Linked DNA regions of Homo sapiens: region 1 is linked to region 2. The links are chromatin loops, found by intact Hi-C in ENCODE. Cell type or tissue: HCT116. All regions are shown on one strand. Links, peaks and the distances in the headings refer to the core of each region. The heading gives the core; the rest is flanking DNA. Region 1 has its middle 170 kb from the start of TBC1D2B. Region 2 holds the start of LOC91450 (a long non-coding RNA gene).

Region 1 (14,717 bases), core at 4,310-12,309, 91 kb before region 2:
GGCTGAGTGCAGTGGCTCATGCCTATAATCCCACCACTTTGGGAGGCCAAGGTGAGAAGATCACTTGAGCCTAGGAGTTCAAGACTGGCCTGAGCCACACAATGAGACCCCATCTCTATTTTAAAAAGAAAAAAATAAAAACAAATTTGGGTCAGCCATCTCCTTCCACACCCTACTGGGGAGAGGACTAGGGCTTGGTCAGTCTGCTGCTGTCATTGCATTCCCAGTTCCCTATTATTCCAGGGCTGAAATCTAGGTTCCAAGACAATATTTCTGGCACTTCTCACTCAAGGAGAGAGGAGAAGAATTTAAAAATACAGGTTGGATTTCTAGGAGAGCATCTTGCTGTATGTCAGTTCCTTGTGGGCAAGGACGACATCTGATTCACATCAGGGTCCCCAGAGCCCGTCCAGCCCTGGCCCAGAGTTCCCTTTGGTGAGTGTTTGGAGGATGAGTAAAGAGATGGCAGGATGGCAAGAGGAGTGGCACCAGAGGCCCTTGTCCTAGGTTTTCCGCTCTGGGGCACCAAGAGTGGGGAACCCACTATGCTTTTATAAGGGAAATGATGGATTCCAAGTGCTGCCCCCCATCTCCCACTCCCCATCTCTCTTCAGGTCAGACTTGTCCTAAGCCAGGAGGAGCTGAGGCTGCAGACCCCAGCAGAGATGCTGCTGAGTGACTCCGTCCCCCACACTGTGGTGCTGACTGTCGTAGAGGGCTGGGCCACATTGTCAGTTGATGGGTTTCTGAACGCCTCCTCTGCAGTCCCAGGAGCCCCCCTAGAGGTCCCCTGTGGGCTGTTTGTTGGGGGCACTGGGACCCTTGGCCTGCCCTACCTGAGGGGAACCAGCCGACCCCTGAGTGGTTGCCTCCATGCAGCCACCCTCAATGGCCGAAGCCTCTCTGGCCTCTGACTCCCGACGTGCGTGAGTGCTGTGCTGAAGAGTTTTCTGCCAGTGATGATGTAGCCCCGGGCTTCTCTGGGCCCCACTCTCTGGCTGCCTTCCCTGCCTGGGGCGCTCAGGACGAAGGAACCCTAGAGTTTACACTCACCACACAGAGCCGGCAGGCACCCTTGGCCTTCCAGGCAGGGGGCCGGCGTGGGGACTTCATCTATGTGGACATATTTGAGGGCCACCTGCGGGCCGTGGTGGAGAAGGGCCAGGGTACGGTATTGCTCCACAACAGTGTGCCTGTGGCCGATGGGCAGCCCCATGAGGTCAGTGTCCACATCAATGCTCACCGGCTAGAAATCTCCGTGGACCAGTACCCTACGCATACTTCGAACCGAGGAGTCCTCAGCTACCTGGAGCCACGGGGCAGTCTCCTTCTCGGGGGGCTGGATGCAGAGGCCTCTTGTCACCTCCAGGAACACCGCCTGGGCCTGATACCAGGGGCCACCAATGTCTCCCTGCTGGGCTGCATGGAAGACCTCAGAGTCAATGGCCAGAGGCAGGGGCTGCGGGAAGCTTTGCTGACGCGCAACATGGCAGCCGGCTGCAGGCTGGAGGAGGAGGAGTATGAGGACGATGCCTATGGACATTATGAAGCTTTCTCCACCCTGGCTCCTGAGGCTTGGCTGGCCATGGAGCTGCCTGAGCCATGCGTGCCTGAGCCAGGGCTGCCTCCTGTCTTTGCCAATTTCACCCAGCTGCTGACTATCAGCCCACTGGTGGTGGCCAAGGGGGGCACAGCCTGGCTTGAGTGGTGGCACGTGCAGCCCACGCTGGACCTGATGGAGGCTGAGCTGCGCAAATCCCAGGTGCTGTTCAGCGTGACCCGAGGGGCACACCACGGCGAGCTCGAGCTAGACATCCCGGGAGCCCAGGCACGAAAAATGTTCACCCTCCTGGACGTGGTGAACCGCAAGGCCCGCTTCATCCACGATGGCTCTGAGGACACCTCCGACCAGTGTCAGTGACGGCTCGGGTGCCTCATGCCTGTGGAGGGGCCAAACTTACCTCCTGCCCATCCAGGTCAACCCTGTCAATGACCCACCCCACATCATCTTTCCACATGGCAGCCTCATGGTGATCCTGGAACACTTGCAGAAGCCACTGGGGCCCGAGGTTTTCCAGGCCTATGACCCGGACTCTGCCTGTGAGGGCCTCGCCTTCCAGCTCCTTGGCACCCCGTCTGGCCTCCCCGTGGAGTGCCGAGACCAGCCTGGAGAGCCGGCAACCGAGTTCTCCTGCCGGGAGTTGGAGGCCGGCAGCCTAGTCTATGTCCACCGCGGTGGCCCTGCACAGGACTTGACGTTCTGGGTCAGCGATGGACTGCAGGCCAGCCCCCCGGCGACGCTGAAGGTGATGGCCATCCAGCCGGCCATACAGATCCACCGCAGCACAGGGCTGCACCTGGCCCAAGGCTCTGCCATGCCCATCTTGCCCGCCAACCTGTTGGTGGAGACCAATGCCGTGGGGCAGGATGTGAGCGTGCTGTTCCGCGTTACTGGAGCCCTGAAGTTCGGGGAGCTGAAGAAGCAGGGGGCAGGTGGGGTGGAGGGTGCTGAGTGGTGGGCCACACAGGCATTTCACCAGCGGGATGTGGAGCAGGGCCGCGTGAGGTACCTGAGCACCGACCCACAGCACCACACTGACGACACCATGGAGAGCCTGGCCCTGGAGGTGCAGGTGGGCCAGGAAATCCTGAGCAATCTGTCCTTCCCAGTGACCATCCAGAGAGCCACCATGTGGATGCTGCAGCTGGAGCCACTGCACACTCAGAACACCCATCAGGAGGCCCTCACCACAGCCCACCTGGAGGCCACCCTGGAGGAGGCAGGCCCAAGCCTCCCAACCTTCCATTATGAGGTAGTTCAGGCTCCCAGGAAAGGCAACCTTCAACTACAGGGCACGAGGCTGTCAGATGGTCAGGGCTTCACCTAGGATGATGTACAGGCTGGCCGGGTGACCTATGGGGCCATGGCACGTGCCTCGGAGGCAGTCAAGGACACCTTCTGTTTCCATGTCACAGCTCCACCATTCCCCCTGCTCTGTACCCTCTCCATCCACATTGGTGATGACCCAGACGTTCACATCCTCACCAATGTCCTCCCTCATGGTGCCTGAGGGTGGTGAGAGTGTCCTCTCTGCTGCCTACCTCTTTGTCAAGAGTCTCAACAGTGCCAGCTACCTCTATGAGGTCATGGAGCGGCCCCGCCATGGGAGGTTGGCTTGGCATGGGACACAGGACAAGACCACTATGGTGACATCCTTCACCAATGGAGGCCTGTTGCGTGGCTGGCTGGTCTACCAGCATGATGACTCCGAGACCACGGAAGATGATATCCCATTTGTTGCTACCCGCCAGGGCGAGAGCAGTGGTGACGTGGCCTGGGAGGAGGTACGGGGTGTCTTCCGAGTGGCCATCAGCCGTGAATGACCACGCCCCTGTGCAGACCATCAGCCGGATCTTCCATGTGGCCCAGGGTGGGTGGCGGCTGCTGACTACAGACTACGTGGCCTTCAGCGATGCTGACTCAGGCTTTGCTGACGCCCAGCTGGTGCTCACCCGCAAGGACCTCCCTTTGGCAGTATCATGGCCATGGATAAGCCCACGCGGCCCATCTACTGCTTAACCCAGGAGGACCTCAGGAAGAGGCGAGTACTGTTCATGCACTTGGGCTGATCATGGCGGGATCCAGCTGCAGGTGTCCGATGGGCAACACCAGGCCACTGTGCTGCTGGAGGTGCAGGCCTCGGAGCCCTACCTCCGTGTGGCCAACGGCTCCAGCCTTGTGGTCCCTCAAGGAGGCCAGGGCACCATCGACATGGCCGTGCTCCACCTGGACACCAGCCTCGACATCCGCAATGGAGATGAGGTCCACTACCACGTCACAGCTGGCCCTCGCTGGGGACAGCTACTCTGGGCTGGTCAGCCAGCCACTGCCTTCTCCCAGCAGGACCTGCTGGATGGGGCCGTTCTCTATAGCCACAATAGCAGCCTCAGCCCCCGTGACACCATGGCCTTCTCTGTGGAAATGGGGCCAGTGCACACGGATGCCACCCTACAAGTGACCATTGCCCTAGAGGGCCCACTGGCCCCGCTGAAGCTGGTCCGGCACAAGAAGATCTACGTCTTCCAGGGAGAGGCAGCTGAGATCAGAAGGGACCAGTTGGAGGTGAGGAGTTGGATGTGGTGAGCGGGGGTGTGGGCCAGGTAGAGGGCCTCCCGCCCAGCCTCCATGCCAGGAACACGTGTGACTTGGGCTGTGGCTGTGGTGGCTCCAGGTTGCATGTGTGCACGTGCCTCAGATGTGCTCCCGTATATGTTGTGCTCCCAGGAGTTTCTGGGGAGCTTGCTATACACCCATCCTCCTGGGAGTTGTGTGCGCCTCCAGAGGTTGTGTCCACTCATGTCCATGACATGGCTGAGCATGCAGATTCCTGGACCCCACCCAGCCCTACAGAATCTCTGACGTGGAGCCCGAGAATCTCCATTGCAGTCAGTTCCCTGGGAGGACATCACGGGTCCTGAGCTTTGGGGATTGCTGACCGTGGAGGCAGGCCGCTACTCCTCAGACCCTCATGTCCCCCACTCTTTTCTCAGAGCCCAGACCAGGACTAGGAGGTCTGTCAAGGGCTTCTGCCCACCCAGGAACCCCACAGAGCAACCACGGGCCCTCCAGCAGGCTCACTGACTTGCCCTGTGACCTCAGGCCAGTCCTTGCCCGCTCTTGGCCTTACTCTCCTACACTGCTCATTTCGGAGACCCTTCTGGTCTGCATGTCTGGAGCTTGGGGCCGACAGCAAGCCAGCAGATCTGGAGTCAGGAAGGCCTCGTGGGAGGAGGCAGCGTTTGGGCCGGGCTCTGAAGAGCACAGGCCATCAGGAGCAGAGAATGGGGAGTGGTATTCCAGGCAGAAGGAACATTCCGGGCAAAGGCATAGAACAGGAATGTGAGTTTGGGGGTGGTTTGGCCTCTTGTGGCTGGCCCATCAGGTGAGGGAGCCCGTGTGGCCTTTGGGGCGTGAGCTCTGTAGGGCCTGAGCTGAAGGCGGCTGTGCCTCCAGGGGGGTGGGGCGGGGCGCCCTCTGATGGTCCTGGGTGGTAATAGCAGGGGCTGGGGAGGTGCTGCCTGCAAACCAGCCTCAGGCCTGACAGATCCTGAGCAGGGGGACCTGTGTGTGTGCGTGTGCACACGCGCATGTGTACATGTGTGACCGCGTCAGCGTATGATGAACTTGTGTGTCTGTGTCACTGAGTCTGGGGACATGTGATTATGCACCTCCCTGAGGGAGTGCCTCTCAAGCTGTGTGACCGACCCCCTGCAACCGTGTGTGGGGTGGGCATTAACACGTGACCAGCAGCCGGGGCAACCCAGTGAAACCCCATCTCTACACAAAAAGTTAAAAATTAGCCGGGCACGACCAGGTGCGGGGGCTCATGCCTGTAATCCCAGCACTCTGGGAGGCCGAGGCGGGCAGATCACGAGCTCAGATCGAGACCATCTGGCTAACACGGTGAAACCCCATCTCTACTAAAAATACAAAAAATTAGCTGGGCCTGGTGGCATGTGCCTGAGATCACAGCTACTTGGGAGGCTGAGGTGGGAGGATCCCTTGAGCCTGGGAAGTTGAGGCTTCAGGGAACTGTGATCACACCACTGCACTCCAGCCTGGGTGACAGAGTGAGACCCTGTCTCAAAAAACAAAAACTGTGACCAGCTGCATGTCTGGCGGCTGTGTGTGTGAACCCACGTGTGTGTTTGTGTGTCTAAATGAGCAGTGATATCTAGAGGAATAAGTGGGGCAAGATCAAGCCTGTTCCGGCTGCTTAGGGCCACAGTGGACCCCTCTGAGACCCCCTCTGTGGTCATGTGAGTCCTCATGACCTCTTAACCAGGCAGCCCAGGAGGCAGTGCCGCCAGCAGACATCATATTCTCAGTGAAGAGCCCGCCGAGTGCCAGCTACCTGGTGATGGTGTCACGTGGCGCCTTGGCAGATGAGCCACCCAGCCTGGACCCCGTGCAGAGCTTCTCCCAGGAGGCAGTGGACACAGGCAGGGTCCTGTACCTGCACTCCCGCCCTGAGGCCTGGAGCGATGCCTTCTCGCTGGATGTGGCCTCAGGCCTGGATGCTCCCCTCGAGGGCATCCGTGTGGAGCTGGAGGTGCTGCCCACTGTCATCCCACCGGAGGTGCAAAACTTCAGTGTCCCTGAGGGTGGCAGCTTCACCCTGGCCCCTCCACTGCTCTGCATCGCCGGCCCCTACTTCCCCACTCTCCCGGGCCTCGGCCTGCAGGTGCTGGAGCCACCCCAGCATGGAGCCCTGCAGAAGGAGGATGGACCTCAAGCACCTTCTCCTGGAGAATGGTATGCCTGTGAGAGAGGCCCAGGGGCTGCAGCCCGGCTCTGGGGGCAGAGTAGAGGGAGCCCCAGGGACTCCCAGTCTGGGGGTTATACACAGAGAGGAGACGGGGAGTCACATTTCAGAAGCACCTATGCTTTAAATACTGTATCTTCTTTCTTCCTTACAACTCCTCTGGGAGCCAGAACTTATGGTCCCCATTTTCCACCAATGGAAGCTGAAGCCCTAAAAGAGTCAGTCTCCTCCTGCACCCAAAGGCAGGGCATGAAGGGTGCTGCTGAGGCCTGACTGCCATCCCTGGGCCTGCCCCTAGGTGGAAGAGCAGCTGATCCACGTACGTGCACGACGGGAGCAAGACACTGACAGACAGTTTTGTCCTGATGGCTAACCCCTCCGAGATGGACCACCAGAGCCATCCTGTGGCCTTCACTGTCACTGTCCTGCCTGTCAATGACCAACCCCCGGTCCTCACCACAAACACAGGCCTGCAGGTGAGAGTATTCCTGGGACCACCCCCAATTTCTGCTTCGAGAAAGAGGCCTGCGTCCCCTACTTCATGACACAGAACTCCCCCTCTCTGAGCCTCAGTTTCCTCCTCTGCAAAATGGGGACGCTGCCGCATGCCTCATGGGGTTGTTGGAAGGGGAGATGTGAGATTGTGCTGAAATAGAACACAGGTGGGAGATTTTGTTACTGGACACTTGCAAGTGCGGTAGGCAGACTTCCGAGTGGCCACAGGTGGCTCTGCTGTTCCTTCTCCTGTGGCTCAGAACCAGAACACCTGACAGAGTCACTTACAAACCCTTAAGGGCAGGCATCAGGGCGGGAGACATTAAGCTTCCCACCTTCACCCCAGCAAGTGAAGGCCATGGCTTGGCTCCCCAAACTCCTGCCCCTTGTGCCACAGCAGAGCAGGGCCCCCATTCTGCAGAGGTGGAAGTTGAGGCCCAGACGTGGGATGGAACTTCTCCATGGTTGCAAAAGTAGTTCTGGTGGAACAGAAAGGGCATGGCTTTACAAAGCCCACATGGCAGGGCTTTGAACCCCAGCTTCTGGGGTGTGTCCTCCCTGGTCAGCAGGAGCCACTGAAGGTTCCACAGGAGGGCTGACTTGGGCTGTCTCTGACCTGGGGCACCGAGGGAACTTTGGTGGTCTAGGACGTGCCCATAGAGGGTGGCCTCATGGTGCAGAGGCCACAGAATAGTGGGACACAGCACCCTAGAACCACAGGCCAGGACGGCTGTGTGGCAGCATGGCCACCAGGTGGTGCCATCCACCCGTGTTTGCTCCGGGAGCCCAGTGCTGGGGTCCTGCCCCCCACATTATGGCCCCTCCTGCCAGGGCTGGGCCTGAGGGCTCCCTGGGGCCGGGGGAGGAAGCCCAGGAATGCCAGAAGGCTCTGTTTTCCAGGCATGTGAGTCCCAATGCAGCTCTGCCCGCAAGTAATTGACCCAGCAAGACTGGTACCAGGACCTCAGGAACAGGCGCACCTGCTCTGCTTGCAAGTGGGAGGCCTGAAAAGGGGTCCCCTTTGCCCAACATGAGGAGGGCCCCTAACTGCTCTGGAAGCACCTGGGCCCATCCCACACTGATTCTGTGCTGCAGAATAGTGCCAACCATCAGCCCCCCACTCTCTGCGCCATGCATCCCTCCCTCAGCTGGAAGGAGGGCCCATTTCTAAAATCACCATTCCCACCTGTGCCCAGCCCCGGCCAGGCACACACGGAGGCTCTGAAAGGAGACCCCTGCCCCACCAGTGAGACAGATTAAGGAGCACTGTTGGTCAGCGCTGGGGGTTTCTGGGAGTGAGAACTTGGTGAGGGTAAGAGCTGGGGTCTTTCTGGGTAGGGGACATAAGCTGGCCTTGAGGGACACGCAGGACTAGGGCAGATGGAGAGCAGGGAGGCTGGGCCTGGAGGGTGACCTTCCCTGGGGCCTTCCCTGGGGTGACAGGGAAGGTGAATGTGGGAGGCCCTTTGTGCAGGGGAGCCAGAGTGGCGCCAGCCTCGATGCCACCCGAGGGCCTGAGCCACAGCAGGACTGGAGCCCTGGTGGCAGCCCAGGGCCAGGAAGGAAGGGGTGGGTGAGTGTGGCAAGGCAGAACCTTCACAGGCCTGTGTCCCCAGATGTGGCAGGGGGCCACTGCGCCCATCCCTGCGGAGGCTCTGAGGAGCACGGACGGCGACTCTGGGTCTGAGGATCTGGTCTACACCATCGAGCAGCCCAGCAACGGACGGGTAGTGCTGCGGGGGGCGCCGGGCACCGAGGTGCGCAGCTTCACGCAGGCGCAGCTGGACAGCGGGCTCGTGCTGTTCTCACACAGAGGTGGGTGCTGAGGGCCGGGCCTCGGGTTCCTGCTGCCCACGGGGGTGCCCTGAGATGGGGAGCCGGCTCGGGCCAGCCGGACCCAATGCCCCTGTCCCCAGGAACCCTGGATGGAGGCATCCACTTTGGCTTCTCTGATGACAAGCACACTTCCTCCGGACACTTCTTCTGAGTGATGGCCCAGAAGCAAGTGTTCCTCTTGCTGGAGGGCAGCTGGACACTGACTGTCTGCCCAGGTGGGTGTGCTGATCATGGGCGTTCCTGGGTGCCGGGAGCTGGGGCGGAGCTGAGGGTGGCATGCCAGGGTCATGCTGCCTCTCTGCAAACACAGGCCTGGGCCTGGATCTCAAAGGGTGATGGCCCCTTGTGCCTCTGGCAGGGTCCATCCAGCCACTCAGCAGCCAGAGCCTCAGAGCCAGCTCCAGCGCAGGCACCGACCCCCAGCTCCTGCTCTACAATGTGGTCTCGGGCCCCCAGCTGGGCCGGCTGTTCTCACCCAGCAGGGCAGCACAGGGGAAGCCCTGGTGAACTTCACTCAGGCAGAGATAAGGGCCCCACTCTGCAGCTACCACTCAGATGCCCCCAGCCTCAGGTGGCCGCTGTGCCATGGACATCATGTGGACATGGGTGCCAGCTCCAGCATCACTGGCAGCAGACACCCCCAGGCTGGCCATAGTCCAGGCCCTGGTGTCCTGCCCTCCAGGAGCTGCCACACTGGCAGGGCAAGTTCATGTTCCCAGAAGGAGGGAGAAAGATGCAGGAAGTCAGGGATACAGGGCCCTAGAGCAGGGCTGTGGTCTTGGGGTGTGGCTTCCAGAAGGAAGCTACAGCCAGACCCGAGGGTCTGGAGAGGGGGCACCATGTGGGGGCACTAGTGGCACCCCAGTAGCTGGCAAGGGGTAGTGCTTGGTGGGGGATGGAGTTGGAAGTGAAGCAGCTGCTGGGCCTGTGGGCAGAGGTGTGAGCCTGGGGCTCAGGTCCGGTGCCAGCCAGAGGCAGAGTGGATCCTAGGGGCAGATGAGCTGATGAAAGGCAGCTGAGTCAGTCAAGAGGGTGAAGCCGCTGTTCATCCGTCCTGGTGGCTTCAGAGACCACCAGGAAGAACTAGAGCTCTCAGCCATGGGTAGCAGCAGACTCTGTGATAACTGTGCCATGGGGGCCAGCCCAGTCATCGCTTAAATGAACACCTCTCCCTGAAGGCACAACAGGAGTTGTTCCATAGCAGGGCAGAGCGGGGCAGACTCTTCCATGGGCTGTCCTGGGCAGGTGGTGCACCTGATGCTCCCACCAGGAGGCTGCGTGGGCATCTGGACCCAGCACATGACAGTGAGTTCTGGGTAGGGCGCGTTCTTGCGGGTGCAGAGCTGACTCTGTCACTCAGGAGCCACGGCACGTGATACTGCCCCAAGTACCTCCAGAGGGGTCCCCCCGCCAGCCCTTGAAAATGGCAGAGCCCACCCCTAGCCCCCTTTCCTAGCTCCCTTGCTGGGCAGGGACCTCGTGAACCTGGCACTCTCCCTCCTGAGAGGCGCAGATGGTATTCAGCAAGTGCAAAGCCAAAGTCCCCGCCCAGCAAGTGGCTCAGATGGGGAGCCTTTGGACAGCTGGAAGGAGGTGGCTTTGACAGGTGGAATGAAGTCTCTTGGGCTTCTCACATCAACACCCCCCAGTGCCGGGTTCTGTATTTCCCTGGCTCCCCACTCCTGCTATGGCCCCCTCCCCACAATGAGATATTTGTCAGGCTGGTGTCTATAGCTGCTGCGTACCCTCAGTTGCTGGGAGCCTTTGTCAAGAATGCCCAAGAATGGGGAGGGCACAGGACCAGGCCATCAGCAACCCTCTTGCACTCTATAGTCCCACGTTACTCAGAGCTTCCCCGTGCCCCAGAAATATGAAGGACTAGATTGAATGGGCACCAGGGGGGCAGGCTGGCAGTGCCACCCAGGAAAGCGGGGAAGAGGCTATGTGGGCTACCTGGCCCACTCAGGGAGGAGGGCAGGACTGGGTATTGTCTTGACAGCAGCCCTGTCCCACAACACTGAACTGGGCAGGGAAGGGGTCAGGCGTCCCCCTGACATGGGGCTGGATTCCAGAGCATTGGACCTGGCCACCAGAATTGGCCGTCTCCATCCAAGGCACTGGGGCCATGGGTGCCAGAGCCACATGTGGCTGAGCTGGCAGAGCCTGCCCCCCAGGGAGCGCTGAGTCCCGGAGGTGGTCATTTCTGGGGAGGGGTCTGTGGGGCTCATCCCACCTGCCCCCTTCTTTCCAGCACTTGCATGGCGCTTCCCTCTATTTTCACTCTTGGCGGCCGCCCCACACGTTGCATTCCTCCTCCTTTCTTCTTCTCGCTGTCCTCCATCCTCCATTCCATCCAACTCCTCTCCCAGCCCCCGGGGAGCCTCCCTCAGGTCAGAGAGTCTGAACCCCGAGATGTTCTGGGTGTGTGGATTTCCTTCAGCTACCCTGATGTCCCCATTTCCAAGTCCTGACTCCTTTGAGCCATCCCAGGGGGTGTCTGGCCACTGGCCCACAGGAGCAGAGGCCAGGCTGCGACTGTGAGCATCAAGGTGTGTGATGTGTGTGTGGGCTTGCACACGAGTGTGAGTGGGAGAATGGCACCAGGCCTGGGCTAGGACAGAAGCAGCTGGGGAAGGAGCCTGGGGGGCATGGGCAATCTGATTTTTCCTCCACCCCTGCCCCTGCCCCCGCCCCACCCTACCCTGTCTAAACCAATGTGGTAGGGGTGGCTGCAGGGGCAGGGACGGGAGTGTCTGAAGCCTGTTTCACTCCCAAAGATTTCTAAGGAAAAGCGTTCTGCATCCTCTGGCTTGGCCTTGTTGGCCCATGGCCCTCTTTCAAGGACATTCACTCTGATTCCCAGTGTGCCATATCCACTGGCCACGTTCTCTAAGAAAGAACAATAGCATCTGTTTTTGTCTCCAAATGACTGTAGGGTAGGGCTGTGGGTTCAGCGCCCATAAACCAAAATGAGGCAGGGATTGGGGCTTGCCCTATGATGCGCTGATGAGCAACAGAAATGGGTAGAGGCAAGCAGCATAGCACTGGGCAAGAGCACTGGACTGGGAGTCCAGAGATGCTGCTTCACCCTGGGGCTTTAGGCAAGTCCCTTTCCCTCCCAGAGCCTCAGCATCCTTTCTATCAAATGATGACTTTCTGCCTTTCTCCCAGGGTGGCCATGGGGATCAAGGGAGACAGTGGCCATAGGGATGCTGTGTTAACTGCAGATGTGGCCGTAGGAGCACTTTGCTAACTGCCAATGTGAGTTCAGACTCTTCAGAGTATTTGACACCCAGGTTTATGGTGAGGTGTGACATATGGGATGTAAGGTTTAATGCCTGCTCCGACTCCAGTCTTGCTAACACATGCGAAACATTTGGCAAATCATGACCCTCCCTTGGGGAAAAGAGCAGTCTGGGAGAGCTTCTCCAAGGCAGCCTGGCTTCAACGCAGTCCGGGGCATGACTGAGATAGAATTATGTGGCGAGGAATTGGAGGGTATCTGGGTACAGAGCTGCAGTGTGGGCAGAGGTGTAGTGTGGGCCGCATCCAGGACAGCCACTGGCCAAAGCAGGGAACAGAGACGGAATGAGGAAGAGCTCTGTGGGGAGGGTGGGGCATAGGGTGGAGAACCTTCAAAGTCCGAAGAGTATGACTTGTTGGGGCTCAATGCTGTAGGTAGTAGGGAGCCATGGAAGGCTCTTAGGTGGAGAAATGACAGCTGGACATTAGCGAGCAAGCCCTGTCTCCATGAGCAACACCGGTGGTCCTCTGAGCACGCCAGGCACGAGTGTGCAGGGAGCTGCTGCAAATGCCTCGGTGTGCGGGTGAGCTTCCGCGTTGTGACTCTGCCCATGTGTGTGCTTCAGTGTGCTGAGTGGCTGCACGCCCCAGATCTGTGCTGCACGTGCCAGCCAGTGAGGGTGCTGGGCACCGGGAGGTGGCGGGGAAGGAGGCGTATGTGTGTTGTGGACATGTGTGTTAGCGTGTGCATGCCGGCTGTGGGGCCTCACAGCATGTGTGTGCACACCCCGGCATGCGCATGTGTGTGTGTTCCACAACCCCAGGCCTGCCCCACCCATGCGTGTGACCTGCCATGTTGATCTGATGCTTTCAGAATCACTATCAGTGGCCCCTGAGGAGCATCAGCCATGGTAGGTACATGCCTCACCGCCTGCTGCATGAACGGTGTTCCCGCCCCGCTGCACCAGCTCCACACGGGGGCGCACCTGGGACCTCAGATCCAGGCTCCCTGCCCCTCCTTTCTGGAGCTGCAGATTTGCTCTTTCCTCTTTCTGTCCTGGTGCTGCTGGCTCTTTCACCTCCCTTCCCTGCAAGCCATGGGACTCAGCGCCACTGCCCAGGGCCTCCATGGCTGAGCCTGGGGGCTCTTGGAACAGGCTCCATGCCCAAGCTGGCAGACATGAGTGCTCTCTGGAGCTGTCAGAGAGGACAGAGAGCTTGTGGTTTATGGTGTAGGGGCTGGGAGCTTGGAGGGCGTTGTGTGTGGGGCTGGACTCTGAGGCGGCCAGAGGTCTAGGAATGCTGTGCCTGTCGTGCAGTCTGAGTCATGCTGCCAGGTCAGGGTATCCAGCTCCCAGCCTGGGAGTGCTGAGAGCCAAATCCACTGCAGAGCAGGGGTGATAGTCAGGGTCCCACCTCCTCTATCTGTTGGCAATCCAGTGGTGATCTAGGATAAAACCCTGAGAGTCCCATACACACGGTCATCCCACAACACACCTCACAGGCCAGACAGGGACACACAGCCCCCTTCCCTCCCTCTGAGGTACCATCATAGCTGCTAGCATGTGACCGAAGGCAGGGTCCCTGGCCCCCACTGAAGCACTATCGCCGACCAGCAGGCTCACGCACCTTGGCCTGTTGCTCCTAGGGGTCGCCTGTGCTATTCAGCCAAGGGGACCACAGTGCCTGCTGGCCCAGCTGAGCTCCGCCTAGTGAGCCCACCCGCCTCCCCTGCCACGGACTCTCCCTCTTCTGCTTTTCCCAGCAGGAAGGACCCAGCCTCAGCTATGAAACCTGCAGCCCCCCCACCCCGCAACCAACTGAGGCTCCCCTCTTAAAGTCTATGGCCAGTGGCATCCGGCTACCTGCCCTCCCTGCCTTCCCCAGGGTCCCTTCAGAGGACCCTGGACATTCTCACCGCCCAGAGGGGCCTCTGGCACTCACTCCAGCCATCCAGCCCTTATAGCTTCACCATTTTGGTTTAAGCAGTGTTCCTTCTCTATCAGGCCTGGTGGCTGTTGGGTGGGGCTCCCCAGGCAAGAGGTGGCCCTGGGCCAGTGGGTTGGAAGAGAGGGTGAGCAGAGAAGAGAGAAGCCCAAGGCGGCTGAGCATTAGTCTGAACTCTGGGTGCACTGCCTGGGTGCCATGGGAGAGGCCAGCATGTGTGGGCTGGGGAGGGCTGCCACAGCCCCCAGGCACTACCTGTGAAGCTCCGGCTCCTCCCTCCATCTTCCTCCCCTTTCCCTTCCAGCCCCTGTTTTCCAGGAACCATTGCTACACCCGCACCTGCACCCTCCCCACCCTGGCCCTCCCACAGCTGCTGCAGCGTGCCCGCCCGTACTCTGTGCTTGCCTCACCCGCTCTCTGCTTGCTTTTCTCTCTCCTATTTTCTCTCTGCTTCTCTCCAACTGCCAGCTGATTGGGTCAGGCAAGTCCATCCCGTCCCGAGAGCCCCAGCCCCACTTCGACCTCTAAACAGATCCTCCTCTTCTCAGAGACCTCCCTTTCCAAGCCTGCCTGGGCGGGTGTCCTGTGACTTGACAGTGGCTCCCCCAGCCCCAAAGCCAGCCCCCTTCATCTGTGACTTAGTCTGTCATAGTGGTGAGCTGACACATCCAGGTGTGACCGTTGCTGAAAACTTGGGCCCTTTCTGTGGTATGCCCCTGCCCTGTTCTATAAATATCTATAAATACTCATACATATATATACACCTACACATGGCTGACCGCCTTGCCTCTAGCACTGGGAATCAGTCACCATACTGTCCTTGTGGAATCTTGTGGCCCAGCAAGAGGAAGCTCTCCCCTGACATTGCCC
Region 2 (14,717 bases), core at 2,726-10,725:
CGTGAGGATGGAGCCAGGACAGGCATTCCCAGGGCATGGGGTGGAGCCCTGGTTCCCCACGGCCTGTGTTCCGAGAGCGGCAGGGAAGGGGAGGGCTCCAGGCTGCACGTCTGTGTGCCCGATCTCACTGGATTCTGAATCTCTTGGGAGTCTTCTCATCTTTGTCTGGCTTGGCCTGTCTCCTTTTCTCTGTATCTTTGACCCCATCTGGACTTGTCTTTCACTAGCTTGCCTTTGTTCTTCCCTTTCTCTGTCTGTCCCAGCCCATGGCAGTCTCTGGCCATGCCACCTTTTGCCTGGGGCCTGCCAGCCTTGGCCTCTCGCTGGGGTTCTTCAGATATTTCCCCGGGCTGGGGCGTGGGTCTGATGCCTTTCCCGCCACATGCCTCACAGGGTCACACCCGTGGGCCTGCACGTGGGTGTCTTGGTCCCCAGTGCTCGCGCAGCTGCGGTGGAGGTTCCTCAGTGCAGGACGTGCAGTGTGTGGATACACGGGACCTCTGGACACTGCAGCCCTTCCATTGTCAGCCCGGGCCTGCCAAACCGCCTGCACACCGGCCCTGCGGGGCCCAGCCCTGCCTCAGCTGTTACACATCTTCCTGGAGGGAGGTGAGGCCTGGGGGTTCAGATCGGGGGAGGGGATGCCCTCAGACCCTGGCTGTGCCCTGACTCCTTCCCTGCCCACCCAGTGCTCCGAGGCCTGTGGCGGTGGTGAGCAGCAGCATCTGGTGACTTGCCCGGAGCCAGGCCTCTGCGAGGAGGCGCTGAGACCCAACACCACCTGGCCCTGCAACACCCACCCCTGCACGCAGTGGGTGGTGGGGCCCTGGGGCCAGGTGAGCCGGGCTGTGGCGGGGAGCAGGGAGCAAGTGCTTGGTAGCACCTGGTCAGTCCTGGGTTGGGTGAAGGAGCTGTGGAGTGTGTGCTGTGAGCCAGGCTCTCTGTGGCCCCTGCACATGCAGCAGTGACTGGACAGCCCTGCCATGCTGGCGCTCACACCTGCCAGGGAAAAACGGACAAGGAAAGGGCACATGTGTTATGATGTCAGGGAAGGCCTTCTGAGGAGGGGCCTGGGGTTGAGACCCGAGGGGAGGAGTCAGTGATGCCAAGGACACGGAATCGAGGGGACAGCAGGTGTGAAGTCTGAGGCAGGAATGTCGAGCTTGGGGCGATCAGGGAGCCCAGCAAAGGCCAGCGGCAGAAGGGGGCGTTAAGAGGGGCCTCGGATGGGCAGGATACCTTCTGCTGGGCCTGTTTGGAACTGAGGGGTTCAGAAATCTCAGGTTTGGGCCCTGAGCTGGGTCCTGGAGTCAGCTGGGCCAGCGTTTGAGTCTTTGTCCCACTGGCTGCTGAGTGACTGGGCAGGTTGCTTTGCTTTGCTGGGTCACTGTTTTCTCATCTGTAAAATTGGAACAGCTTAGGAGAGGAGGGTCAGAAGGATTAAATGAAGGAACGTAATGAAGCACAGGGCTGGGCACAGCACGACACTGGCAGAGACTCAGCGCATGTTCAGGGCTGATAACAACGAAGCCTGGCGGGCTGGGCCCCGGCTGTGAAACTGTCTCCTGCCCTCCTGCCCATGGGCTGCGGCAGGTCCTCTGCCCTGTCCCTCGGGCACAGTGGTGTCTCGCCCACATCTCTGCCCACTGCTGCATCAGGGCTCCATCCCGGGGCCCCTGCCCAGGCTTCTCAGGCATGTCCTGTGTGAGGGGCTCACTGCCCTGCAGCCCCGAGGGCTGTCCCACGGTTCTCATGCCCCTTCCCTCTGCAGGAGCCAATCCCACAAGTGAGAGTGGGGTTCCGGCACCAAGTGGGCTCTAGGAATGGGACCAGGTCCTCCAGGAAGCACTGAGAGGGCGGCTGGGAGCAAGGCCAGGCCAGTCAGGCACAGGGCACAGGGACGGCTTCCCAGAGGAGGTGTCCCTGCCCCCACTGCTAGGGCTGGCCCTGGAGACAGTCATTCCTCCCCTGCTCCCCCCAGTGCTCAGCCCCCTGTGGCAGTGGCGTCCAGCGGCGCCTAGTCAAGTGTGTCAACACCCAGACAGGGCTGCCCGAGGAAGACAGTGACCAGTGTGGCCATGAGGCCTGGCCTGAGAGCTCCCGGCCGTGTGGCACCGAGGATTGTGAGCCCATCGAGTCTCCCCGTGAGTCCCCTGACCCCAGGCTCCCTGCTGAAGTGAGGTAGGGTGGGGAGGGTGATGGGGAAATGGTGTCGTCAAACCATTGTGCCCACGGCACTGGCTGGTTCCATCTGTAGTCTGGGCTCAGGAGCCACATGGCCACTGAAAATCCTGATGCCACAGGATGCCTTGCCGGAGGCTGGGCTGTGCTGGGAGTCAGTCAAGGGGTGTCCCAGCCACACAACATCCTGCAGGCAGCTGTCTGGCCTCAGGGGAGAAGAGGGAGTGGCCCTGGCCCCTGAGTTGCTGTGTGAACCTGGGTAAGCTCTTTCTCCTCTAGGTCTCAGTCTTCCCACAGTGAAGCCAGGGATGGCCCTGAGGCTGTGTGAAAACAGCCTGGGTGAGACCCTGTCCTTAACCCTGATCTTAACCCTGACCTATCTATTCCCTGGCTAGAGGACTGCCTAGAGTGAGCAATAGAACCACATGAAGGGCCTCCCTCCCCTGCCCCCAACATGCGCGCGCACACACACACACACACACACACACACACACACACTTCCTCCAGCTGCAGCTGCTCCCAGCAGTGCTGAGGGCAGGAAACGGGGTGGCCCTGGAGTGTCACCTGGGATCCCCTCACCAGCTGTGTGGCCTTGGGCTCCCATTTCCCTCTCAGGGCCTTCATGTGCTGAATAAAGGGGCTGCCAAGCCCCATCCTTGCATAAATGAGGTCTGGGCATGAAGGGCACAGCACTGCGTGGGCATCCAGGTGGTGCTCAGGGAAGGCAGCTTTCTCCCCTCCCCCACAGCCACTGTCATCCCCAATTGCAAGGTCAGGGAGAGGGCCTGGGGCTGACCCTGCCAGTCCAAGGAATCCAGAAACTGTGGCATGAACAGCTGCGTCCCCTGTGCTATTGGCTGGCTGCTCCCTGACCCTAGAAAAGAGTCCTCAGCCAGGGCACTCACGCTGACATTCGGGGCCTCCTGCGATCTCCCCGGTCTGCCTTCTCCGCTTGTCCAACGCAGCCTTCTTTACCTGCACCGGCTCCTGGGCAGCCCTCATTCGGGCTCAGAGTGGCCCCTGCCATGCCTCGCTGCCCTGCCTCTGGCAGGGGTGGCCTTCCTGCCTCAAACCCCATTACCTCAAGGTCCAGTGGCAGTGCCCCCACCCTGTCCTGCCTGCCCTCAGCACGCACCCAGCCAGCATCTCAGAGCACTCCTATGTGCTGCCTGAGCTGGGTGCTGGCACCACGTCTCTCACCTTTATGGCTAGGGCTGGCCACAGGGAGCGGGGTGGTTATGATCCCAGTGGGGGAGGACCAGATGGGGCAGAGAACAGAAACTGAGGCCCCTGGGGGCCTAGAACCAAGGACGGATGGCCCAGGAGGCTCTGGGCTTGCAAGGTCTCCCAGGGGCGGGTGTGAGTGGGCTGCAGGGAGTGGGCTATGGGGGCTGGTTAGGTGGCTGAACTAGAAGCTGTCCTAAGTGAGTTTTCTGCCATCAGTGAACAGTGGAGGGGGGCTGGGAAGGTGTCCTGGACTTTGAGATCTGGAATTCCCAGATGTTCTGCTGGTCTGTGGGACAGTTGGTGGGACATGTGGAAAGCTGGGAAACGCGTGTGTGTGTGCTCACTGCAGTGACACAGCATGGCCATATCCGTTTGCTGTGGAGGTGGGGTTGACAGAGGAGAGAACCGAGGCCCAAGAGGTGAAGCAGCTTGTCTGAGGTCACCCCGGGCGACCAGGATGCAGGCCTGCAGATGTGCACTTTGGAGCTCTGCCTGGAGCTGGGGTGGAGGAGCCTGCCTGCTGCCTCGTGCCCTCTGCCGGGCCTGGGGGATGTCCCAGGCCCAGGGCTGGCTGCTGTCCTCCTGCTCCTCTTGCTGGAGTAAGCAGGGCCTGGGGTTTGTTAGCAGCAGCGGCAGCAGCAGGAGCAAGGCTAGGAGGCTGGAAACAAGCCACATCCCAAAATAGCTCTGATAACCATGGGGCAGGAGGGCCCAGCCAAGCCTCAGCCCTGACAAGCACAGCCTGCAGCTGGCCTCCCTCCCCACTGGGCCTGGGCTCAGTCCCTGGTTTCCACTGATGGCCTGTAAGGCCCACTCACTCTAGGCTTTGTGGCCCACCTGAGAAGTGGGAGGCTGGCCTGGGAGATGGGACCCTGTGACTCAGAACCCGAGGCTGTGTACAGCCCCCGTGGCTGGAGGTGGTCACAGAGGCCTGGCAGGATAGGTGCACTGGAGCAGGGGGAGGTGGCGGGAGTGGACGGCAGAGGTTGCTGCAGGCTGGCAGGAGGCCCCTGGGACCTCAGTTCTGTGCCAGGATCTGTCGGGGAATACCAGGGGTGAGCAAGTATGGAGATGGGGTGGCAGGGTGTCACCCTGGGCAGGCTCTTTTATGGGCATGTGAGGGGGTCAGGGTGGGGTCTCAAGACCTTTCCTCCAGAAACTTCAGCCCAGCAGCGCCCGTTCTTGAATCCTGGGGTTGGCCATGAGCAGGTGGGACAGAAATAGCAACAGCTGGAGACGTGTGACCTTGAAACCGGGGCACTCTGCTTGGTGGGGAGCTGCTGGAGCCTCCTTAAGGTGGTTGGGGTGGGGAGCCAGGTTCTGATGCCCCCCCCGCCCCCCCACCCCCCCCAATCCCCCGCCCCCCCACTCCCCCCACTCCCCCCCACTCCCCCCCCACTCCACTCCCCCCCACTCCCCCCCCACTCCCCCCCACTCCCCCCACTCCCCCCACTCCCCCCACTCCAGGCTATAAGCGGGACCACCTGTCCTTCAGGTTCTGCGAGACGCTGCACCTAGTGGGCTGCTGCCAGCTGCCCACTGTCCGCACCCACTGCTGCCGCTCGTGCTCTCCGCCCAGCCACGGCGCCCGCTCCCGAGGCCATCAGCGGGTTGCCTGCCACTGACCGTGCCAGGATGCACAGACCGACCAACAGACCTCAGTGCCCACCATGGGCTGTGGCGGAGCTCCTGCCCCCTACGCCCTACGCCCTACGCCCTAATGGTGCTAACCCCCTCTCACTATCCAGCGGCAGGCTGGGGACCTCCTCCCCCCTCAAAAAAAGTATTTTTTTATTCTAACAGTTTGTGTAACATTTATTATGATTTTACATAAATGAGCATCTACCATTCCAAAGCACAGCATGACTTCATCTTGGATTTGGAGAATCTTAAAAGTGAGAAACTCTTCCCCCCACTCCTCTGCCCAAAACTCCACCGCCACAGCACCTCGGCAGGCGCGGCTTTTCACCTGCTCCTCTGGGGCAGATCTGCAGGGTACAGAGCAGCAAACAAGTCCGTGAGAGCATGGCGTCTGGTGAGGCACGGGCCTTGGAAGCTGGGGGGCTGCTGCCCAGGGAGGGCTATCTGCGGAGGGTCGGGTTCTGGGGGCAGGAAGGTCTTCCGGGCAGGGGCACAGCTTGGCCCTTACTTGCTGCCTGCCTCTAGCTCGGCTCCCAGCTTTCCCTGGGGCCCCACTCTGTGGTCCTCAGAGACCTGTTCCACAGGGATTGGGCCCACCTTGTCACTTGCAGGACTGCCCCTTGGAGTGATGGGGACTGGGGCCCCCAGGGGCACCTCCCTGGGCCTGTTGTATCTGTTGACTCTTCTGCAAAAAGTAGACAGAGAAGAGAGCAGGCTGGCCCGCTGTGCTCTACTGTGTCTGTCCCAGGACTCGGAAGGTAGGGAGGGAGCGTGGCCAGGGCGGCTGCCTGCAGGTGCGTGTCCTGCTGCTCCCCAACTCAACATGCTCACCTCATTTCACACCAACAAGCCCCATCCTCAGAGGAGGAGCCCAAGGCTCTGAGAGGAAGTAACTGGCCCAAGGGCACATGCCCTGGTGACACAGGCCCATCCTAGGCCCTGACTGCCCACCTCCAAGTTCCAGGCCACCCTGAGCAGGCCCCAGTGGCAGCTTTGCACAGAGAGGGCAGCCTGCCAGAGTTCACACAGGAAAGCAAGTTGCTGGGCAAGCTAGAGTGAGTCCCAGCCCCGCTGTGCTGCCCGAGGGTAGAGGAGCGTCAGGCGTGCTTCCTGTCTGTCTGCAGCAGCCCGGCTGGCCCAAAGAGACTCTAGGGACCCAAGCTCTGAGTCATGGCTTCCCAGGCCTTAGTCAGAACGGCCCCTGGTGGCACTCCCTTCCAAGGGGTGGGGAGCAGGGCCTGTCGACTTGCTCCTGACCCACACACGGAGCCAGTCCCTGTCCCAGCTCTGCCCCAGCTCTGCCGCCGCCGCTCTGCTGCGTGACTCCAGGAACCCCCAGCCTCGCTGAATCCATGTCCGCAGAAGAGAAAAGCCTGCCAGGCCTTGGCCTGCCCTGTCTGGGAATCCTTGCTGGAGCCACCCCGAAACACCCCTATGGGAACCCCTTTGGTCTTTATCATTCTTGGGTGTTTTCCACTGATGACTGCGGGTGTGCCCAGTGGCAGCTGGGCCTGAGCTGTCAGCCCAGGCAGGAGACAAACAAGCCTGTGACTCAGGCAGGGCATGGCACAGCTGGCGGAAGGAGGCATGCCTGTTCTTTGTGGCTGGGCGGGGGGTTATCCGGACACAGGGAGTCTCCAGCTTCCGGCTTTCCCACCTCGGTGCCCCCAGCCCACACCTGCAGCTTGGCCATGGTTCTTGGGGCCTCCCAAGGCTGCCCCTGCTGGCAAAGGCATCCTGATGCACCCGCCCCAGGGTGAGCCAAGGGCAGAGACACCCAGAAACGCCAGGCTGGAAGGTTGGAGAGCCCCTCCTCGCCCCCCGCAACACCAATAAGCCCTGCCCCACCCTCCAAGCCCTTGGGGTGAGCCCCATCACCAGTGACTATAACTGAATTTCAATGCAGAATATTATACAAATTAGTAGTTTATTTCTTCCTTTAGTATTACAGTTCCAAAACGTAACTTGAAGGTCAGCACAGGAGCTGCTGTGATATAAAAGGAGAGAGTCACCTGGCGCCCCCTGCAGTCCTCCAGTTGCCCAGCAGCAGTGGGACGTTCAGTGGCACACAGTGGGTCTCTGTATGGCCTCCCACCTGCAAGGACTTCCCCGGGCAGGCCCAGCTGCCCAGAAGCCCCGGAACACACAGGAAGACAACACTATAGGATGGCAGGTGGGGATCTGTGCAATACAAACATGTAGCTAGAAAACCCAACCGAGGATCTGTCTAGAATACTTCCGATATCAATATACCGTAGTTGAAACCAGAACCGTCTCCAGCTGTCAGCAGTCTTGGCGGCTACTGTACAGCTGTCAGCATGACTACAGGCAGCGCCCGAGGCTATCTGGGGTAAGAAGTGGGCCTGCACATCACATCGGTGAGTCAGTGAGAGTCAGGGCCAGAGGGAAAAGCAACTCGGAGGCTGAGGCTGGCACAGATACACACAAGGGAGTCACACACATAACATAATAACTTGTTATATAAAATAGATATGTGGAATCTAGAAACACCTTGAGAAAATAGCCTATAAAAATATAAACTGTAGTGAGAGTGTACAAAAGTATTAACAGAGGTTCAACCCATAAAAAACCCCATCCATTTAAAAGTTGGCAATTCCTAGCAGGTGTTGGGAGGGAGCTCCCCTCGGTCCTGGTGCGCACGTTTGGACAGGCCTTTGGGTTTCCCAGCTGGCAGGGTCCCCCTTGCAGGGGCCACGGGCTGGGTGTTGGGGTGAAGGTTCAGAGGAGGAACAGCAGCTTGGGGCAGCCCCTGTCAGAAGGGCCCCCTGCCATGGCAGCCAGTGGAGGCCAGGGACCTTCAGGGCACTGGAGGGGACAGAGCAGCTCTTTCCTCAGTGACCCGAGGGAGGGGAAGTGTTAGCGCAAAAGAGTGGGGCCCACAGTCCTGGAAGGAGGAGTTGGCTCCGTCCCGTTCCCAAACTTTAACCAGGCGGAGCCGCCCTCTCTTGCCTTCTGGACACGCATCACTTGATTCCAGGCAGGAGAACCTCTGAGAAAGTGTCCCCAGTCCCTTTCCTCCAGGAACTCTCCTGCTGTCGCACACACACACTGCCCGGCAGCTGCTGACAACTGCCTGGAAACACTAACATACCACCGTGGGTTGCAGCCACGACGGGCCCCTGGTCAGGTGCATCTCTCAGGGCAAACTGGACAACACGAGCCTGTCCCTAAAGGCAGCTCTTAGCCCCAGGACATGGCAGTGTGTGCTGGCATGTTCCAGGGGCCATTGGCTCGGAAAGTAAAACCTCAGGGCCCAGCCCCATTCCTGCTGCACCTCCTCAGCAGCCGCCCCCCAGGCTGACAGCTGTCGTTTCACGATGGGCTGAGGGGTGGGGGGGGTTCCAACACTTGATTCGAGCAGACTGCAACGCCCAGCTCACAGGACAACTGAAGGAGTCAGACCTCAAACTGCTGCTCTCAAAGACAAAGACAATGACAAAACCCATTTTTGATGCCTGAAAAGAGGCAAAGGCTTCTGGCTAAATATAGAGGCCAGCTCCGTCTACCCAGTGAAACATTAGTGGAGTTGGTTAAAGACACGAAGCCGGAGCTCACTCTAGCATGTGCTGAAACACCAACTTTGCCGTGGCATTGCCAAAAAGTTGACAGCAAAAAATAGGAAAAATACTTCTTAAAACTGCATTGCTTCAATTCTTAGTCTCAGTGTGTTCACAACAAAGGATGATTTCCAGTTTTTTTCGGGTAATATGAAACATTCCACTGAGATCATTTATCTTGTATTTTCATAACACTGTGCCAGAAAACATCCTCTCACATCTACGCATCAGGGATGGTCTAGAGCGATTAAGCAAAAACAAGCTCCTTGCTCAAAGCCTCTCCCCAGCCTTCAGAAAGGCAGTCCTCTGAGTTCCCAGAAACTGCTGTGTCAGAGGCAACAGTGCCCCTGCATCCTGGCAGAGAACAAGGATGTTCCAGGCAGTGGTGGGGTGGGCACACATCTGGGAGAGCTCACCCAAGCCTGCCCCAAGCAAAAAAGTTTCCCAGCCCCAGGCACTGGCAGCCGGCCTCCTGCACAACCCAGGCAGGTGGAGACACCAGGAGCACTGGCCATCCCCAAGGAGGCCATGGTTTTCAGCTGTCCAAGAGCGTTCACGCTGCGGCTGCACCACTGCCCTGCAAAGCACCCCCGAAAACATTCCTCCATCCCCTCAACCAAGGCCAGCCCAGGCGTGGGCCTGCTTTGCAATATGACGGTCCACTGTTTACTTGGAATCCCATCCCATCGTACTTGGTGAATGATTTCCACAAGTCAAGAAGGGCATTCCACAGAATCTCACAGAGCCATGCCTGGCACGGGGCAAGCTGGGGACAGAGCAGCCCAGTGATCTGCAAACACAGGCTGGCCATGAGAAGTGAGGGTGGGTGTCTGGGCAGCCAGGCCCTCCCCATGCAGGCTGGAAGACACTGATGGAAGGGTTGCGTGTGGAAGAGCAAAGGCTATTCTAGAAATGGGGCATGGCTGGCAGCTTAAAGCCACTGGTGGGAGGTTCACAGGCTTTCCTACAGTGGCCATTTCTGAACAAGGGATGTGCCTGCTTTTCTAAGGCAGCCCCTTTTCATACCAACCTTATGCCTGAGGCAGCAACCCTCTGGCCTACAGGTGCCTAAAGCACAGCTGGCATCCTTTATAGCACTGCCATTCAAAACCACACACCACTGCCCACTATGTACAGGAGAGAGAATATGGGGAGATGCCCAGCAAAGCAAGGTTTCAGAGGGTCAGAGCACCGACAGGCTGACGGAGGCTGGAAACAGGCTCTTGCAAATAGCCACTGGTAAGCCTGAGGATCCACCAACCAGGCAGAAAGCGTGACTGAGATACGTGTAACCAAAAGCATGGCACGGAAATGGTTGTAAACAGATTAGACCTCCCACCCCTGCCCCCCGCACAGTGGGAAATGAGGAAGGGCAGCCTGGCTTGGGACATCTGCCCAGCAGATCCCCAGAGGACACACACGTTACATTCTGGCTTTTAAGTGCACTTTCACCCTTTGGGCACACTTTGGTTGTGAAGGAAGGAAGAGCAGCATCCCGAGCCCACTCAGGTATCCTCCTCCTCGTCACTGACCAGCTCACCCTTGTCAGGGCTGGTGTCCCGCTCACGCAGGAAGTCCTCACGGATGGCCTCCAGCTCGGTCAGCTCCAGCCGGACTTTCTCCAAGTGGTAGGCGCGTCGGTTCCGGATCTGGCGTAGGGGGAAAGGGTTCAGGTCCCCAAAGGAGATACTGATCAGCTTCCTGGCAGGACGCAGGGGAGAGACAAGAGAATCAGCGGCGCTCCAGAGAGTGCTCACACACAGCCCTCACAGGCATAGCAGGTGGCCTGGGGCAGGGTGGGAAGAGCGCTGGCCAGGCTTGGGGCCTGATGTAGGGGATGAGGCCCACCTTCTGTAGAGAGGTGACAAAGCACAATGGCCCAGCCAGGGGCAGGCTCAGAATGACGACCTGGACTCCAGCTCTGCCACATGCTTGCTGTGTGACTGAAGTCACCCCCCTTTTCTGGCCTCTGATCTTCATCTGCACACTGGGGTAAGAGTAGTGCCACCTCCTAGGGTGTGGGATTACTCGTGTTCCCACACATAAGCCCTGAGAAGAGCTCCCGGCACTTGCATGGTGATGGCAGGTATGTCTTCATCCTTGGGCGGGCATGAGGCCTGGCACCGGGCACGAGTCCGGGACGTCTGTGTCCCAGGACTCATTGACTGGGAATGAACACAGGCCCAGGCAGTCCTGGCGATGACTGTCAGACCCAGTTGGCAATGTGACAAGTGTCCAGATGCAGTCTACAGAGAAATGTGCAGCTTGTGGGTTTCACATCCCCAGGTCAAGGCTCCAATTTTCAATAAAAATGTTAAGGTTATGATCCACTTGCTCCTAACCACTGGTCAGTGGCTTAATAAAAACAAGACCAAAAGCTGTCCTGAGGCCTGGCTATGGATTTGTAGCACTAATGGGTCAGCCACACTGGTCTCTGGGGATCACAAAATAGGCCAGTTCCTAGGGCCACCTTCTTCCCCTCTCTGGATTCTGCCAGGCCCCAAATGCTTTGTATCCACCAACATGGGCTCATGCGCTTCCCTGTCAACCAAAGGCCCAACAGACTCACCAGCCCCAGGAAAAGCTGTGATGAAACAGAAATGCCCCGAAGGACTTCCTGCCTGTCCCCATCAGAGCAGGCCATTTGCTCCTGCTGCCGTCGGCTGCGTGGGCTCCTTTTAACACAAGGCACACACGAGGGTGCAACCTTTTATGTTTCAAAACACCCACTACTACCTGGACATGCTTAACTCTCGTCCAGAGGCTTAAGGTCAGAAAGGCCAGCTTTATTTAAATTCTGAATTCCCCAGTGTGTGTTCTGGAACACGGGAGCACCAGAGAACAGAGAACGCCCAAGCACAGGGGTCCCCGCGTGTGGATTTCTCGGGTTCCGCCTCCTGCCTGGCTCTGCAGACCAGGCTGCCAGCCCCAGCAGGCGGGAGGAGGCTCCGTGTGAATGGGGCACAGGGTCCCCACCACCAGTCCTTTCTCCCCAACAGCTGTCAGCTCACAGCCCCCACAAACCCCAAACCTACGGCGCCCAACCCTCCTGTGCTGCAGAACACGAGCCCGAAGTATAATTCTTCATTTGTTCCTCAGTCAGGAGCTGACAGAGGCCCCTCGGCCCAGGCTGGCACCCGGGACGCCAGACCCCACCTCTGCCTCAGGCCTGGAAGGTTCCTCTGGGAAATGAGAAGGTGCCCCATGGTCAGCTAAATTTGGGAGACGATGCTCAGCGCCTTAAAAGGCTCCTAGAAGTCCTGCTGCAGAACATGGTTCAATCCTGTGTAACTCCCGTCTCCTGAATGCAGCTGACCACACAACTCCCTCCCTGTGTTTCTGAAGGCCGATCGCTGTGCTGCAGGACTGGCCTCCTTGCAACCACTAGTCTGGGGAGCTCATTAAAACACTGAGGCTCTAGCCCAGAGGCGGATTATGGGCCCTTGCAGTCTTGATAACAGCGGGGAGCCTGCCGCCGCCTTGGCACTCCTTAAAGCACCTGTTGGTGTGGCGACCCTGCTTTCTAAAGCAAGCTGCAGGGGAGACCGTACCGCGAGCCACTCAGAAGGAGGCGCTGCAGGACCATGCAAGGCCCAGCAGTGTGGGAGGGGCCAGGTTGGCCTGCGGTGCCAGGGAAGGGCGGGCACTCACCAGAGCCACGCCCACTCACCTCCGCTCCTCCTGGCAGCGCCTGGGACCCAGTACAGAACTGAGGGCAGCGGCGCTCCCAACACAGCCCTAGCTGTTGGCATGGGCGAGCTCACTCCCTGTCACTCTCGGCAATCCTGACCCAACACGAGATGAACAGAAACCCTCCAGGCTCACCGCAGGACTCAGAATCAAACTTTCCCCAGCAAATATGATTCCCATATCCCTCCTCATTTGGCAGAAATCAGGGCACTGTTGTTGGTGCTATTAGTAAGCCTGAAACTATTACAAACCCACTCCCCAATAAAAGACTCTAAAAATAGCGACGACCTCCAGGAAGCCTGGCATGGCCTCAGCCAGCACCTCAGCTCCCATTGTCCAAATCGGCTCTCAGGGTCAGAGCAGCCAACAGCTGCAGTCCAGGGGACATACAGACGAGGATGGCCCAGAACAGGCAATGACTGTGTGGTCAGGGAGGGTTCCCGAACACCTGGCCTCCCAGGCCAGAAACTCAGGGGTCCTCCAAGTCAAATTCCTCCCTCCCTCTCTTCAATCTACCCCCCTTCTCCATCTGTGGGACCACCTACCTCCAGGCCACCACCTCTCCCCCTAGAGCCCTCTAACAGCCACCAGTCCTGCCCCAATCTGACCTGTCTGTCTCTTGCCTAACCCTGCAGGACTTCCCAGCACTCAGGATGAAGCCTCAAGTCCTGAGAGAAGTCTGCAATCACCCTGACAGCCCAGCTCTGCTATGGCCCAGCCACACTGGCACCAGCCGGGCTGAGCTGCCTCCACACTTCCCCAAACACACGTGCCCCACAGCTCTGCGCCACCACTCCTGAAGGACCCCCTGTCCCCATACTGTTTCCTTGCTGCCCCTTGCCCAGCTTATTTGGCCTTTCTCCGGCCTGGGATCCCTCTACCACAGCATGGATCAAACGATGCGCAACAGTGTCCCCAGCAAGGTCTTCCAGGACAGGCCTTACTCTCCATCTGTCATCCTCAGTGCCCAGCACAGACCCTACCACAAAGCAGGTACTCAGTAAATGCTTTCTAGACAAATGAAACTATTGCTGTTCGTTGTTGGGATTTATGTTTGTAGGATAAAGGACAGAATCCTCATCTCAGTTCCTCCTAGGTAAGGCTACTTGGGGCTCACACCCCTTGCTCTCTTTTCCCTGGAAAGCAATGCCCTCTCCAACACTGTACACCGGGGATGGCTCTGAGTTGGAAGACAGCAAGGACAGGCTGCTCTCAAGGAGGCAGGGGTCAGGCTTCCTGCTCTCCTTGACATCTGAGAACTCCCCAGGACTCACCTAGCATCAAGGATAGTGCGAGTGAAGTAGCGGAGATACTTAAATATAGACATCGAATCTTGCAATTTCAAAATCTCCTCTTCCTTGTACTTAAAAAGTGCCAGAGCAAAACGGAAAATAACCTGTGGAATAAACAGGGAAATCTGTTAGTGGAAAAACCCTGTGGGTCCAGGCACAAGGCTGGACTCCAGGGGGGTGCTGGCCCTACTGGGGACAGGGGGACATGGCTTGCACGGTCCCCGCCCTGGGGAAAGACTATTGACCTGAGGGGCAATTTTCACTGGCTAGGCCAAGACTCCTTTATTACAGGAAAATAAACCCTGCTGGTTTTCAACAACACATCAGCCCAAACCAAAAATCTCCTTATAGGAGATCTTTGTGGAATCCTTTCATACTCAGAAAACACTTCTAGTCAATAAAGCATAAAGAACAAACATAAGGAATCATTTTAAAATAAAACCAAAATCAAGGTTTTCTGATTCTGAAACTCTTAGAAAGTCCCACCTACAGAGGCTGTTTCCATCTCAACTGGTGCACTTTTGAAGATAGCGAAGGAGTTTTTTTTAAATTTTATTTTTATTTTTGAGATACAGTCTTGCTCTGCCACCCAGGCTGGAATGCAGCAGTGCAATCTTGGCTCACTGCAACCTCTGCCTCCCAGGTTCAAGTGATTCTCCTGCCTCAGCCTCCTGAGTAGCTGGGACTACAGGCGCCCGCCACCACACCCAGCTATTTGTGTATTTTGAGTACAGATGGGGTTTCACCATGTTAGCCACGATGGTCTCCATCTCCTGACCTCATGATCCACCCACCTCGGCCTCCCAAAGTGCTAGGATTACAAGTGTCAGCCACTGTGCCTGGCCTTTCTTTTTTTTTTTTTTAATTTGTGTTTGGGGTACATTAGAGGTTAGAGGGAATGGACTCCTGGTAGTCTTGCAAGTTCAAGCAGCTTTGGAACAAACTGCTTTCCCCATATCTAAGGGCCTGTACTTTCTCTAATTTAGTTTGTTTTCTGGGTCTTGCTGTGTTGCCCAGGCTATATTTTAACTCCTCAGCTCAAATGATCCTCCTACCTCAGCCTCCCAAGTAGCTGAGACAATTGGCACATGCCACTGTGCCCGGCTAA

The links. Peaks named below come from ENCODE experiments on the same cell type or tissue, not always from the same donor. Only the 100,000 strongest peaks of a DNase experiment are listed, where the experiment ranks them.
Region 1: it touches region 2 in a loop (22-fold over the local background); 2 of 110 quality-filtered maps call a loop at or near these places.

What each region holds. Positions count from the first base shown.
Region 1 is chr15:77,895,489-77,910,205 of GRCh38, forward strand. It overlaps the pseudogene CSPG4P13 and the pseudogene DNM1P9. Among named protein-coding and RNA genes, the nearest start is that of TBC1D2B, 170 kb to the right of the region's middle. RefSeq lists enhancers at 8,572-9,136, 9,137-9,701. In HCT116, for the core only: CTCF peaks have their summits at 5,055 (motif pointing left), 6,647 (motif pointing right) and 7,557 (motif pointing right); DNase peaks (open chromatin) are centred at 5,049 and 6,625.
Region 2 is chr15:77,988,028-78,002,744 of GRCh38, forward strand. TBC1D2B (TBC1 domain family member 2B) reads right to left here. Exons shown (of 13, transcript NM_144572.2): 12 at 13,592-13,713; 13 at 6,958-10,328. The coding sequence ends at 10,133. LOC91450 (a long non-coding RNA gene) reads right to left here and starts at 6,198. Exons shown (of 1, transcript NR_026998.1): 1 at 5,206-6,198. It also overlaps the pseudogene ADAMTS7P3. RefSeq lists a silencer at 2,767-2,856. In HCT116, for the core only: a CTCF peak has its summit at 7,056 (motif pointing left); a DNase peak (open chromatin) is centred at 6,174; H3K27ac peaks cover 1,466 bases.